Linked DNA regions of Homo sapiens: region 2 is linked to region 1. A link is a contact called in ENCODE Hi-C or POLR2A ChIA-PET data. All regions are on one chromosome and are shown on one strand. Each heading gives the region's core, a stretch centred on a gene start or an enhancer-like site at or near the end of the contact. The rest is flanking DNA. Distances are from core to core; before and after follow the strand shown. Region 1 has its middle 28 kb from the start of GRTP1. Region 2 overlaps MCF2L (MCF.2 cell line derived transforming sequence like).

What was found. A loop is a pair of places that touch in the nucleus more often than their neighbours do. ChIA-PET counts read pairs that join two places held with the same protein, here RNA polymerase II (POLR2A). Pooled maps may share reads with other maps.
Region 2: a pooled map shows a loop between it and region 1 (2.0-fold over the local background). The contact joins two enhancer-like sites. A Hi-C loop is called at or near these places in 31 of 168 maps with a recorded cell type or tissue (A673, Caco-2, HCT116 and 19 more), 2 of 37 single-sample maps with no recorded cell type and 34 of 50 pooled maps. POLR2A ChIA-PET finds 5 or more read pairs at or near these places in 1 of 52 experiments (PC-3).

Annotation. Positions count from the first base shown.
Region 1 is chr13:113,389,286-113,395,675 of GRCh38, reverse strand. No RefSeq gene overlaps it. Among named protein-coding and RNA genes, the nearest start is that of GRTP1, 28 kb to the right of the region's middle. RefSeq lists silencers at 1,285-1,394, 1,405-1,754 and an enhancer at 1,672-2,213. Within about 2 kb of position 1,560, at least 14 of the 41 ENCODE cell types and tissues checked have a DNase peak (open chromatin) inside an H3K27ac peak, as active enhancers do.
Region 2 is chr13:113,048,189-113,054,482 of GRCh38, reverse strand. The region is part of intron 4 of MCF2L (MCF.2 cell line derived transforming sequence like); the gene reads right to left. Among named protein-coding and RNA genes, the nearest start is that of F7, 54 kb to the left of the region's middle. RefSeq lists an enhancer at 3,413-3,999. Within about 2 kb of position 4,747, at least 3 of the 41 ENCODE cell types and tissues checked have a DNase peak (open chromatin) inside an H3K27ac peak, as active enhancers do.

The DNA of each region.
Region 1 (6,390 bases), core at 311-2,810:
CGTGGTGGTCAAAGACATGAAGTTGAACTCTCATGGGTCTATCAAGTTGAGAACCAAAACCCCCAATTTTTAAAAGGAATCGGTAACACTCACTACCTCTGAGGATGTACGGAGACAGTCATTCCTGATGGGACCAAACATTGGCCCTTCCTTTTTATAAAGCAATTTGGCAATAATGTCAAGAACCTTTAGAAGGGGTGGCTCCTCAGCCCAGCAATTCCAGCTTTGAGAAACTGTATTTAGGAAAAGCAATCTGTCCAGCGTGGTACTACTCAAGATACAGCCATAAGTGACACAAATGTCCACCAATTAAGAGATTAGTTGGCCAGGCGCGGTGGCTCACGCCTGTAATCCCAGCACTTTGGGAGGCCGAGGCGGGCGGATCACGAAGTCAGGAGTTCAAGACCAGCCTGGCCAACACAGTGAAACCCCGTGTCTACTAAAAATACAAAAAATTAGCTGGGCGTGGTGGCGGGCACCTGTAATCCCAGCTACTAGGGAGGCTGAGGCAGGAGAATCGCTTGAACCCAGGAGGCGGAGGTTGCGGTGAGACGAGATCACACCATTGCACTCCAGCCTGGGCAACATTGCAAGACTCCCTCTCAAAAAAAAAAAAGAGATTAGTTAAATAAAGTGTGGTGTCTTATTCAGTGAAATAGCAGTCATTTAAAATTAGCTGAGGAAGAACTTTGTGAAATGGAAAATATTGTACCATTTAATGTTTAAAATCCAATATAAGGCCGGGCGCAGTGGCTCATGCCTGTAATCCCAGCACTTTGGGAGGCCAAGGAGGGTGGATCACCTGAGGTCAGGAGTTCGAGATCAGCCCGGCCAACATGGGGAAACCCCATCTCTACTAAAAATACAGAAATTAGCTGGACATGGTGGCGGCGGACGCCTGTAATCCCAGCTACTCAGGAGGCTGAGGCAGGAGAATCGCTTGAACCCAGGAGGCAGAGGTTACAGTGAGCCGAGATGGCGCCATTGCACTCCAGCCTGGGCAACAAGAGTGAAGCTACACCTCAAAAAGAAAAAAAAAATCCAGTATAAAATAGTAGATTCAAATATGTAAATACGTGTGAAGGGGGCAAAGAAAGAGAAACGCGAAAAAAGGTGAGCAGTGGTTATCCACGAACACCCGATGTGTAGGTGTGTTTTCCCGTCGTTATCTGTCACTGCTTTCTGCGTTAATTTAAATGCACTTGCATCACTTTCAGGATCAGAAAATAAAGGCCTATGTGTGACCCTGGGGCGCTGGCGGGGGCTGGACGGAGGCCCAATGCCCCTGTTGCCCATTGTCTCCAGGCTTCTCCAGGACTCGGCTTCCCGCCTCTCCTTTGGGGACCGCACGAGTCACTGGGGGAGGCTCCGCGGGCAGCAGGTCTCTGGGAGGGGTTGTCGCCCCCTCGGTGCGCAGGGGAGCGACGGGTCCCTCCTGCACCTGCAGGGACAGGCCTCGGGCTGCACCGTCCCGCGCCCGCCTACCCCGCGCCCGCCTCGCCGGACGCCTCCTGCCTGAGTCCGCCAGGGGGCGCTGCCGGCCTCCCGGGCGGCGGCTGCTGCAAGAGGAAGCCCCGGCCCGCGAGCTGCTGCCACATCCGGACGCCGCCGGGAGCCGCCGGGAGCCGCCGGGGTGGGCGGGAGTCGGGGCGGCGCGCAGGTTCCCGGCCCCCTAAGGGACGGTTGCCTTCCCCAGAGCCGGGGACACAGGCGTACGTGCGGGGACCTCGGCGCTGGCCTCCGGGCTTCTGGAGCCCCTCCCTGGTGCGGAGCGGGGACGGTGACCTCCTCGTGGATTCTGGGAGGGGCAGCCTTGGCATCAGGACCTGGAAGCCGGAGAGGCTGCAGGGCTTCCAGCCATGGCCTTGCCACCGGAGGTCACGTAGTGTTTCCACATTTCCTTAGTGTGTACATGTGTGGGTCCCTGTGTTGTGGAGGGCTGTGTCTGCTTGGTGTGTGTGCACACGCGTGTGTGCATGGGTGGGTCCCTGTGTTGTGTAGGGGCCGTGTCTGCTTGGTGTGTGTGCACACGCGTGTGTGCATGGGTGGGTCCCTGTGTTGTGGAGGGCTGTGTCTGGGCAGGCTGTGTACACACCCATGTGCATGTGTGATGCGCACTGGGGCACTTGTCTGGGTAGTAGAGGTGGAGGCCTGTGTGGCCATATGTGCAACTGTGTGTCCGGGTGCGTGTACCACAGTCTTCCCTAAAATAGTAATACTGGGACCTACGTCATGGGGCTGTTGTGACCGCGTGTGGCACTCCATGTGGGGTGGCACAGCCAGGCGCTGATCCGGCCACTTTGCCAGTCGGACTGACTGCGTGTCCTCTCCTTAGGGGTGAGAAGCTTCCTGGCATCGGGCCTGGGCTCCTGAGCCCCTGAGCCAACCGACTGATGGTCCCTGGGAGACAGCCCCCGCCCTGCTCCTGCCCCCCACACCTGAAAGGCTCATTGTGTGGGTTTGCTGTGCTCCACAGGGATGTAAACCGCCCCTCCTTTTCCCTGTTCTGTCTGTGAGAAGGTGCCAGGGATACTTTTTTTTTTTTTTGAGACCAAGCTTCACTCTTATTGCCCAGGCTGGAGCGCAATGGCGCGATCTCGGCTCACTGCAACCTCCACCTCCCAGGTTCAAGCGATTCTCCTGCCTCAGCCTCCCGAGTAGCTGGGATTATAGGCATGTGCCACCACACCTGGCTAATTTTTTTTTTTCAGCAGAGATGGAGTTTTCTCCATGTTGGTCAGGCTGGTCTCGAACTCCTGACCTCAGGTGATCCGCCGGCCTCAGCGTCCCAAAGTTCTGGGATTGCAGGCGTGAGCCACCGTGCCCAGCCCGTTTTTTTTAAGAGTCGGGGTTTCACTTTATCGCCCAGACTGGAGTGCAGTGGTGCAATCATGGCTCACTGCAGCCTCAACCTCCTGGGCTCAAGCAATTCTCCCGCCTCAGCCTCCTGAGTAGCTGGGATCACAGGTATGCACTAATTTTTGTATTTTTTTGTAGAGACAGGGTCTTGCTATGTTGTCCAGGCTGGTCTTGAACTCCTGGGCTCAAGCAATCCTCCTACCTTAGCCTCCCAAAGTGCTGAGATTACAGGCGTGACCCACGGCCCCCAGCCAGGGATACTTATGGAGGTCCCTGGGCAGTTCAGGTAAAGAGGATCCCACTGCCAGGCACGGAGGCTCATGCCTGTAATCCCAGCATTTTGGGAGGCTAAGGCAGGAGGATGAGTTGCGCCCAGGAGGTTGAGGCTGCAGTGAGCCAAGATTGTACCACTGCACTCCAGTCTGGGCAACAGAGCAAGACCCTGTCTTAATAAAAGAAAAAAGAAAGAAAAAAAAAGGCCGGGCGCGGTAGCTCACACCTGTAATCCCAGCACTTTGGGAGGCTGAGGCGAGTGGATCGCTTGAGCTCAAAAGTTCAAAACCAGCCTGGCCAACATGGCAAAACCCCATCTCTACAAAAAGTTAGCTGGGCATGGTGGCAGGCACTTGTGGTCCCAGCTACTTGGGAGGCTGAGACAGGAGAATTGCTTGAACCCAGAAGGCAAAGCTGGCAGTGAGCTGAGATGGTGCCACTGCACACCGGCCTAGGCAACAGAGTGAGTGAGACTTCAACAGGATTCATGAGAAGAGTCTGTTTTTAAAGCACACCTTCCTCTTCTAGGACTTTGATAGAAGGAGGTTAAAGTGCTCTGTTTCTGTGTCTTCTGAGAGGGTGGCCGCTCCCAGGGCATACAGCCCTCACCATTTCCCCCTTTGATGGACAGAGATGAGTTTCTTCTTAGCAGACTTTGGCCCACCAAGCCAGAAATGTGTCCAAGAAAAGCTCAAGGAGGAAAGAGAGTCAACCAAATTCACTTTCGGAGCACCTCCCACAGTAGAGAGGTTACGCGGGCTACAAAATTGTATGAAAACCTCCCTACCCTGGAACTTGGGTGAAGCTTGAGGACACCATGCTGAGTGAAATTAGCCAGACACAGAAGGACAAATTCTGTGGGATCCCACTTACGTAAGGGTGACAAGAAGGAAGAGGCTGAGGTGCAAATTATGATTTAAAGAGTTGACTTGAGCCAAGGTGAGGACAGCTGCCTGGGAGACTCGAGTGGCCTTGGATATGAGCCCCATTAGGCCTTTATTACAATCAGGATTTTAAAGGCAAAAAGGGGAACAGGGAGTGGCTGATACAAAGTTGTTTTTCAGGAATTCTTGTTGGTTGACAGAAATAACATTGATTAGTGATGGGCTGTGCACCGTTGAGCTGCAGGGTGTGGGTTGCAGGGTGGGGGATGGCATTGTTAGGTTAATTCACAGCTAGCAAGTTCCAAGACATCAACACACAGCTCAATGTGTTGGAGGGAGATATCTGCAGTTGTTACCAGACAGGGGTCCCGATCCAGACCCCCAGAGGGCGTTCTTGGATCTCGCGCAAGAAAGAATTCAGAGCGAGTCCATAGAGACAAGTGAAACCAGTTTATTAAGAAAATAAAGAAATAAAGAATGGCTACTCCATAGGCGAGCAGCTGAGGGCTGCTGGTTGCCCATTTTTATGGTGATTTCTTGATGATATGCTAAACAAGGGGTGGATTATTCATGCTCCCCTTTTTAGACCATATAGGGTAACTTCCTGACGTTGCCATGGCATCTGTAAACTGTCACGGAGCTGGTGGGAGTGTAGCAGTGAGGATGACCAGAGGTCACTCTTGTGGCCATTTTGGTTTTGGTGGGTTTGGCCGGCTTCTTTGCTGCAACCTGTCTTATCAGCAAGGTCTTTATGATCTATATCTTGTGCCAATCTCCTATCTCATCCTGTGACTTAGAATGTCTCACTTCCTGGGAATGCCGTCCAATAGGTCTCAGCCTCATTTTACCCAGCTCCTACTCAAGATGGAGTTGCTCTGGTTCAAACATGCCTGACATTTTCTCTTTCCCTTTTATAAGAGAACCCTTAATCCTAAGAGTTGCAGGGGGATGAAGATCCATCTTCTGTAACTTCTTCAGGCTGAATAGGGGCGATGACATTCCTGCCTAACTATTAGGGTCCCTTGTGTTCAGGGTAGAGAGGAGCACAGTCAGAAGGCATCAGTGTGGTGAGGGCTATTCATAACTCTTAAGTTCCAACAAAAGGTGATATCTGGGCAATTAATAAGTGTTCAGTTTAAGAAAACATTGAGCAAGTTTATTTTGCATACCTACACAGAGTACAACAACAATATATTCCACAATAGTAAAGCAAAATAAGTACAATTATTCCAAGTAAACTAAATTAGAAGGCTTTTCATGAACTGGGCAACTATTGGAACCAAGATGATGTGAGGTTGCTAGCCAATTCTAGTGTGCCCAGAATTAGAATATTGATTCAGATTTTTACATTACCCATCCCTCTTATTTCTTCTGAGCAGCAGTCAGAGTTCACTGGTTGGTTCACAGGAATAAGCAAGGTTAGCCTAAATTCCAGAAGCAAATCTAAAAACAACTGATGAGACTAGAATTTAAAAACAACATACCACAGTTCCTGAAACATAATATTTCTCTCTCTAGTTTCCCATTTTTACTAAAGGCAAATCATGGTAAGACTGATTTACTTTATTATACTTGGCCTGATTATTTGTATAAAGGGCAGCAAGAATATTTTTCACATAGGTTCTTTTTAAATTGGCTTTGATGGAACTCTGTTCCGTAGAAGGAATCTTAGCTAAGACTCTTTTAGAACTGAGCCCCGCCATGGGTTTGTACCCTCAAATACCTGTAAGTTGAGTAAATTTCTCTCCTCTTGAGTTTCCAAGATAACTTGGGGCTCCTGGGCCTGTGAGAAAGTGACTTTTTTTTTTTTTGAGACCGAATCTCGCTCTGTTGCCCAGGCTGGAGTGCAGTGGCATGATCTCTGCTCACTGCAAGCTCCGCCCCCCCGGGTTCATGCCATTCTCCTGCCTCAGCCTCCTGAATAGGTGGGACTACAGGTGCCCGCCACCATGCCCCGCTAATTTTTTGTATTTTTAGTAGAGACAGGGTTTCACCATCTTAGCCAAGATGGTCTCAATCTCCTGACCTCATGATCCACCCGCCTCAGCCTCTCAAAGTGCTGGGATTACAGGCATGAGCCACCGCACCCAGCATAAAGTGACATTCTTTACTTACCACGGGTCAGGAACTCTGTATAAGGACTGTGGAGAGAACGTATCAGGTCAGTTTTCCCAAGGGGCTTTATCAGCTCTATAAGTCACGTTTAATTTCTTAAAGGAAAACACATCATTCTAGTCAAATCCTTGGTAAAATAAGCAGTTTCTCCAATTGTGTCCTGTTGCAAAAGAAAACAGATTCCTGGCCAGGCACAGTGGCTCACACCTGTAATCCCAGCGCTTTGGGAGGCCGAGGCAGGCAGACCACCTGAGGTCAA
Region 2 (6,294 bases), core at 3,498-5,997, 340 kb after region 1:
GAATCAGAGACGCTGGACCGGGTGAGGAAAACAATGGGCGTGGACCCTGTTCCTGCAGATGTTCAGACACGAGTGCTCAGAATGGCCGCTGCCGTGTGCGTGAGGCCATCACTCCTAAAACCAATCCTAAAAGCGCGGCCGTTTGGGGACTGGTCCTCTAGCAAATGGTCCTCTAGAAAGCCTGGGAGAAAATACAGGGAGAATCTGCAGACACACATCCAATCGCACTCCCACTCCCGAATGTACAATAATCTCCACGAATTTCACGGGAAGCAGACCTGGAGAACAGGCGTGCATCCAGGATCCTGAGATTGGACTCGAATGACATTTGGGTGGGGACTACTATGAAAATAGGACAGTCTGTTGATTGATTGATGGGAGGGAGCTCGCCGTCTCTCCCACACTCACCCCGCAGCTCAAGCCAAGCCCCAGAACCTCCCCTCGGCTTCTCAGCAGACACCAGCAAAGTTGTGCCAAGGTTCTGCCCAGCGTTGGTTGCGTTTCGCCGATTCGGAGCCGTGTGAACTGAGCTCCCATCAAGAGTTGAGGAGTATTCGGGTTGTTTTTCTGGTCAACTTGTTAACCAGCTCCCTAAGGACCAGGACCCTGAAGGGGCGTGCATGTTTACTTTGCAATCAGTGAAAACCTCACTCTGCAGAGGCGGAGAGTACAGGCAAGATCACTGGAGACACAGCTGCAGGGACACAGGAGGAGACAGAGTAACAAATGGAAGGAGGCTCCAGGCAGGTGTGGATGCAGACGCCAGGCACCTGCTGCTCCCCTTGAAAACACAGCCCTGTGGCAACCACCACCGAACCACCCATTCAGGCAGAAACGGTCAGTGGACACCTCAGCCACGGGACCTTCGCCCCGTCCTGAGCATCACCACACATGACCCACTGATTACCAAGAGGAGAGGCACCTTCTCCTGGGGAAATCCGGACGCCTCCTTGGCCGTCTGAGCACACAACACCGCCCCAATCACGGGACACATGGACATCCTGGGCCTCCACGGGCTGCCCCAGAAGCTCACCCACCAGGATTCCCGCCCCAAAGGACCACGTGGAACCTAATTACAAGGAAACCAGATGAAAGGATATTCCATAAAGCAACTGGCTTCAACCCTTCGCAAATCTCAATCTCACAAAAGACAGAAAGCAAAACAAAAACCAACAACTGGGTGGATTAGAGACGACTGAGAAGGGTGGACAGCTGACGGGGGCGCCGTCCTTCACTGGACCTGGATTTTAACAAATACAGGAAGGACATGACGGGGCACGTGGAGAAAGCCCCATGTGTGGGCATCCAGAGGGCAGTGTGGCCGCGATGCAGACTCGCCTGTGGTTATGCAGAGGGCAGCTCCACTCAGGAGACACCATGTCAGCAATCCGGGATGAACTGACACGATGGCAGAGCCGGCTCTCACCAGCAAAATGTGTGTGTGTGTCTGTGTTTATGTGATGTGTGTATATGTGCATATATGTGTGTGTTTGTGTGTGATGTGTGTCTCTGTGCCTGTGTGATGTATGTCTCTGAGTGTATGCATGTCTGTGTGATATGTGTGTGTGTTTATGTGATGTATGTGTGGGTATATGTGTATATATATGTGTGTGTCTGTGTATGTGTCTATGTGATGTGTTTTGTGTCTGTGTGATGTGTCTGTGTGATGTGTGTACATGTCTGTGTCTATGTCTGTGTGTTTTTGTACACACGCACACACACACACACGAATGGGCACTTTGTTTATGGCCACAGCTGAGGTTTGTTCACTGTGAGACTCTCCCAAGTTTTCTGTAGGTCTGAAATTTTTCTGAACTGAAAGTTGAGAGGAAAAAGACACGAGGCTGCTGCAGCTCACAGCTCTTCTCCTCCATGCGTGGGGCAGCTGCATCTCCCCTCCCTCCTGATCCGACCTTCACTCAAATGCCTGAGCCACCGGGATGCAGGGGTTCTGACTCCGTGCAACGAGCTCTAAGCTGAAAAAAATAAACCAGGCAAATAGTCTCGCTCCAGGCATCCAGGGGAGTGAAGAGCAGCGCTGGAGAAGCTCAGCCAGCAGTCCCTGGCCTCTCACCGGCAAGGCCTGGCTCTGGGTTTATCAGTCAGGGAAGCCGGCGTGGCCTGCAGGGTCCACGGCCCACACGGAGCCTCATGAGGCACCTGGTCCCAGGGACCCCCGGGCTCCTTCCTCTTCTCTGCGAGAAAAAACCGCTGAGCGAGCCCGGGTCTCAGAGCTCTTTCTTTTTCTCTGTTTATCTTTTTAAAAAAATGTTTCTACATTTAACTGACAAATCATGATTGTATCTACTTACGGGGCACCCAGTGATGTTTTGCTATAGGTATCCTCAGTGGAATGATTAAATCAAGCCAATTAACCGATCTGTCACCTCACCCACTCACCAGTTTTCTGTGCTGAGAACATTTAAAATGGATTCTTTTAGCAATTCTGAAATATACATTTGGTGTGGTTGGAATGTTCGTCCCTACCAAACTTCGAAACTCATGGCAGCATTGAGAGGCAGTACCTTTCAGAGGTGACTGGGTCAGGACGGCCCCACCCTCATGAATGGATTCATCCATTCACGGATTCTCGGATTAACGGGCTGTCGTGGGGGTGGGTGGGGGCCTGGTGGCTTTGTAAGCAGCGGGGGCAGCCCTGGGCTGGCTCACTCTCCCCTCGCCAGGTGAGGTCCCGCGTCGCCTCAGGACCCACCAGCAAGAGGGATCTCACCAGGTGAGGCTCCTCAACTGTAAGGCATGAATTCTTTTTCGTTGTAAAGTGCCCAGTTTCAGATACTCTTGACATATAAGCAGCAGACCCGGACTAAGACAACCTTGTTATTCACTGTGTCGCCTCCGAGGTCTTTAGAGAGAGCAAAGTGGCTCGTGCCGCCCGTTATTGGACCCTTGGATTCCATGTTCCAGGAAATACACAGTGAAGAAGGGCTTGGGGCCTCTGGATCTCCCACCCCTGCTGGATACCCCAAGGCTGTCAAATCCACCCTTAGGTGGGAGGAGCGAACCCTCGGATGAAGGACAGTCGTTTAAATAGACGCTCTCAGCGTCGTGGAAGCCTCACGGGCTGCCTCCCCCTGCAATATTCTGCATGACCGGCACCGCCCACCGCCGTGGCCCTGGGACCACCGGAGTAGGGAGAGAGCTCGGGCTTCAGAGACAGAAAGGCCCAGGCCGCCCCCAGAGCCGCCCCACCCCATCGGCAGCTTCCCTCGTCGCCCCGAAGCCCAGCTCCTCCCCTGTAATCGGCGGTTGGTGAACGCGCAGGGTGCGCTGAAACGCATTTGCCACAGCAGCTGGTGCGGAGGAGACAGCCTGCAGATCCTGGTCCCCTTCTGTCCACCACGGGGGGACTGTGCTCACCTGGGCAGGTGCTTGCTGCACACAGCAGCGGTGTTCTGAGAAAGCTCAGCCACACCGGGAAGAGCTGGGTCCCCCACCCCCGTGTCGCCGCAGTTATGCAGCGCGCATTTCAGTTCCCTGCCCTGGGGGACGGTCTCGCCTCTTCCGAGAGGGGCACACGGACCTGGCCCTCTCTCCCTCGGCAGCCAGCTGCTTTGTGTTCCCAGGGGAAGCTCCTCGCCCCCCTCCATCTGGACAACTCCTCCTCCCGTCAGGCTCTCACCAAGCATCACCTCCGCCGGGAAGTCCTCCTGGAGTTAGCACCGCTCCCACCGCCCCCTGCCGCCCCCCTCCCCCCGCCACCGCCCCCCGCACCCCCCCGCTCCCCCCGCCCCCCCCGCCCCCGCCCCCCCTGCTCCTCCCGCCTCCCCGCTCCCCCAGCCACCCCCCCCTCCACCGCCCCGGCCCCCACGGCTCCCACCGCCCCCACCGCCCCCACGGTGAGCTCCTCCCCAGAGCCCCAGTAGCTGGCACAGGGGGGCCGCATACAATCGTACTTTGCAAATGTGAAAGATTTGCTGGACGACCTAGAAGTCCGGGGTCCCTCAGACACCTTGTTTTCTACCTTTCCTGCACACACAGACTGCACCGGCGTTACAGGAAAGAGAGTTGTGGCCCCATGCAGTCTAAAAATCAGATTCACTTTCTCCAGCCACCTACTTGAGGATCTAGATTTAGTTTGATTTAGGCTAGCTCTAAACATGAATATATATACTCTATTACAAATTCCCAAAATGTGAACACGCACACACACACTCACTCTCACACACACACACTCTCACACTCACAGTCTCACACACATTCACTTACACTCCCACTCGCGCACACACTCACACACTCACACAGTCTCACATTCACTTACACTCCCACTCGCTCGCACACACACACAGTCACACACTCACACTCACACACTCACACATGCAGTACAGTGGAAGAGGGTTAGATGTTGCAACAGCATTTTATAAAAGATGCTTCTATCTGAGGACCGCACAACTGCCTAAGGGAGAAGAGACGTGAGTTCTCAGAGGATCTCATCTTTCTGCCCCCTGGGTGGGTAGCTGTGAACCTATCCTTCTCCCACACGCCCTCAGCATCACATGGGTCTTGCTCTCGATTGGGAGCCTGGTTTTAGGAACACTGGATTTTGGCTCTTCCAATGTCTAATTTTTCTATTCCAAGCCATGCTGAAGGCATCCAGAAAAGAAAAAAGAACACCCCAAATTAGGGAGAGCTCAGCTCTTAAGACAGCACATATGGTGGCTAAAAATAGCCCCGGATCCCGGCACATTATGTAAGCGCTGCGTCCTCCTCGGTGGCCGAGCGCTTGGAGGCAAGTCTCTGCCACGGGCTTGCTTTGTGGCGCCCGCAGCACCATGAGCTGGGCACCCTGGTGGGGTCGGGCAGCTGGAGCCTGTGCCTGTTTGGAAACCTGCTTGAGGGCTCGGCTGGCCTGGACTGTTGCTAAGTGCTAGTTTTCCCAAAGCCACTTTAGGTGGAAGCCTAGGCCAGCCAAAGCTCGCTGTCAAGGCCTGGAGCCCAGGGGTTGGCGTCCAGGTGCCCCGCTGCAGCCACTACTTGGTGTCCCCACGTCAGGTCAACTGCACCATTTCCAAAAAACTGAATCAAGATGCCCAAGGGGTCATCCCTGGTCTGCCCTCTCCAAGGAGTGCGTGGCTCATGGACAGAGCCTGGGGCCTCCCCGCCAGCCCCACCACCCACCCCTTCCCCACTGCAGAGACCCTCACCCCTCCTGGTCTGCCCAGGACCTAGGCTTGGCTGGGTCCACAGCTGCCCTCACTCCCTTGACCAGTGACCCTCTAAGCCTCAGCACATGCACAACCAGCTCCTATGACAGTGCCACCACTGCCCGCCTCCTGCCTCCTTGGCCTTGTGGCCCACTTCTCCTTCATGAAACCAGGGCTGTGAGCTCCATGTCTCCTGGCCCATCCAATGTCCACCATCATCATCTCCTGCCGGTTTCTCATGCCCCTCCTGCACCAAACCCTTCTGGAGGCGGCGGGCTCCTGGGTAGCAGGGGCCTGGGGACAGGAAGACGCCCTCTCCAGGGTCACAGCCCAGGTGGATGGGGCCTGGCATGTGGGGCCTAACTCTGCCCCCTCCCCATGGCTCAGCCACCCTCCTGGCTGCTCCCTGCTGCCCCTGCCTGTGACCCCATTGTGATGCCCCTCAACTGTCCTCACCCAGCTGGCGGTGAGCCTTGCTCACTTCCTCCCTCACATCCGTGATGCCCAGGCAGTGCCTGGGACAGAGAAAAGCCTCAGGACGTGCTAACTACACAGAGTCTGTGTATTAATATGACCATAAGCCGGGCGCGGTGGCTCACACCTGTAATCCCAGCACTTTGGGAGGCCGAGGCAGGCGGATCACGAGGTCAGGAGATTGAGACCATCCTGGCTAACGTGGGTGAAACCCCGTCTCTACTAAAAATATAAAAAATTAGCCGGGCGTGGTGGCAGGTGCCTGTAGTCCCAGCTACTTGGGAGGCTGAGGCAGGAGAATGGCGTGAACCCGGGGAGGCAGAGCTTGCAGTGAGCTGAGATCGCGCCACTGCAGTCCGGCCTGGGCGAAAGAATGAGACTCCGTCTCAAAAAAAAAAAAAAAAAAAAAGACCGTAAATTATTATAGCAAGAAAGCACTGGTGTTCAGAGAGAATTCTGGGTGATTTTGCTGGAAAATGCTGGCTTCTGTTACTTCCAAACCAATGTTGGTCAATTCTGAGAATTAAAGGAAGGACAGAAAAAGCCATATTTTTATGGTGTAAGAATCAATGCAAAAATAAAAACTAAAACACTAACTGTTCAGTTATGATGCTCACAAGACAGAGCTTTCAAGATGAGCCAACCTGCTTAAGAAATT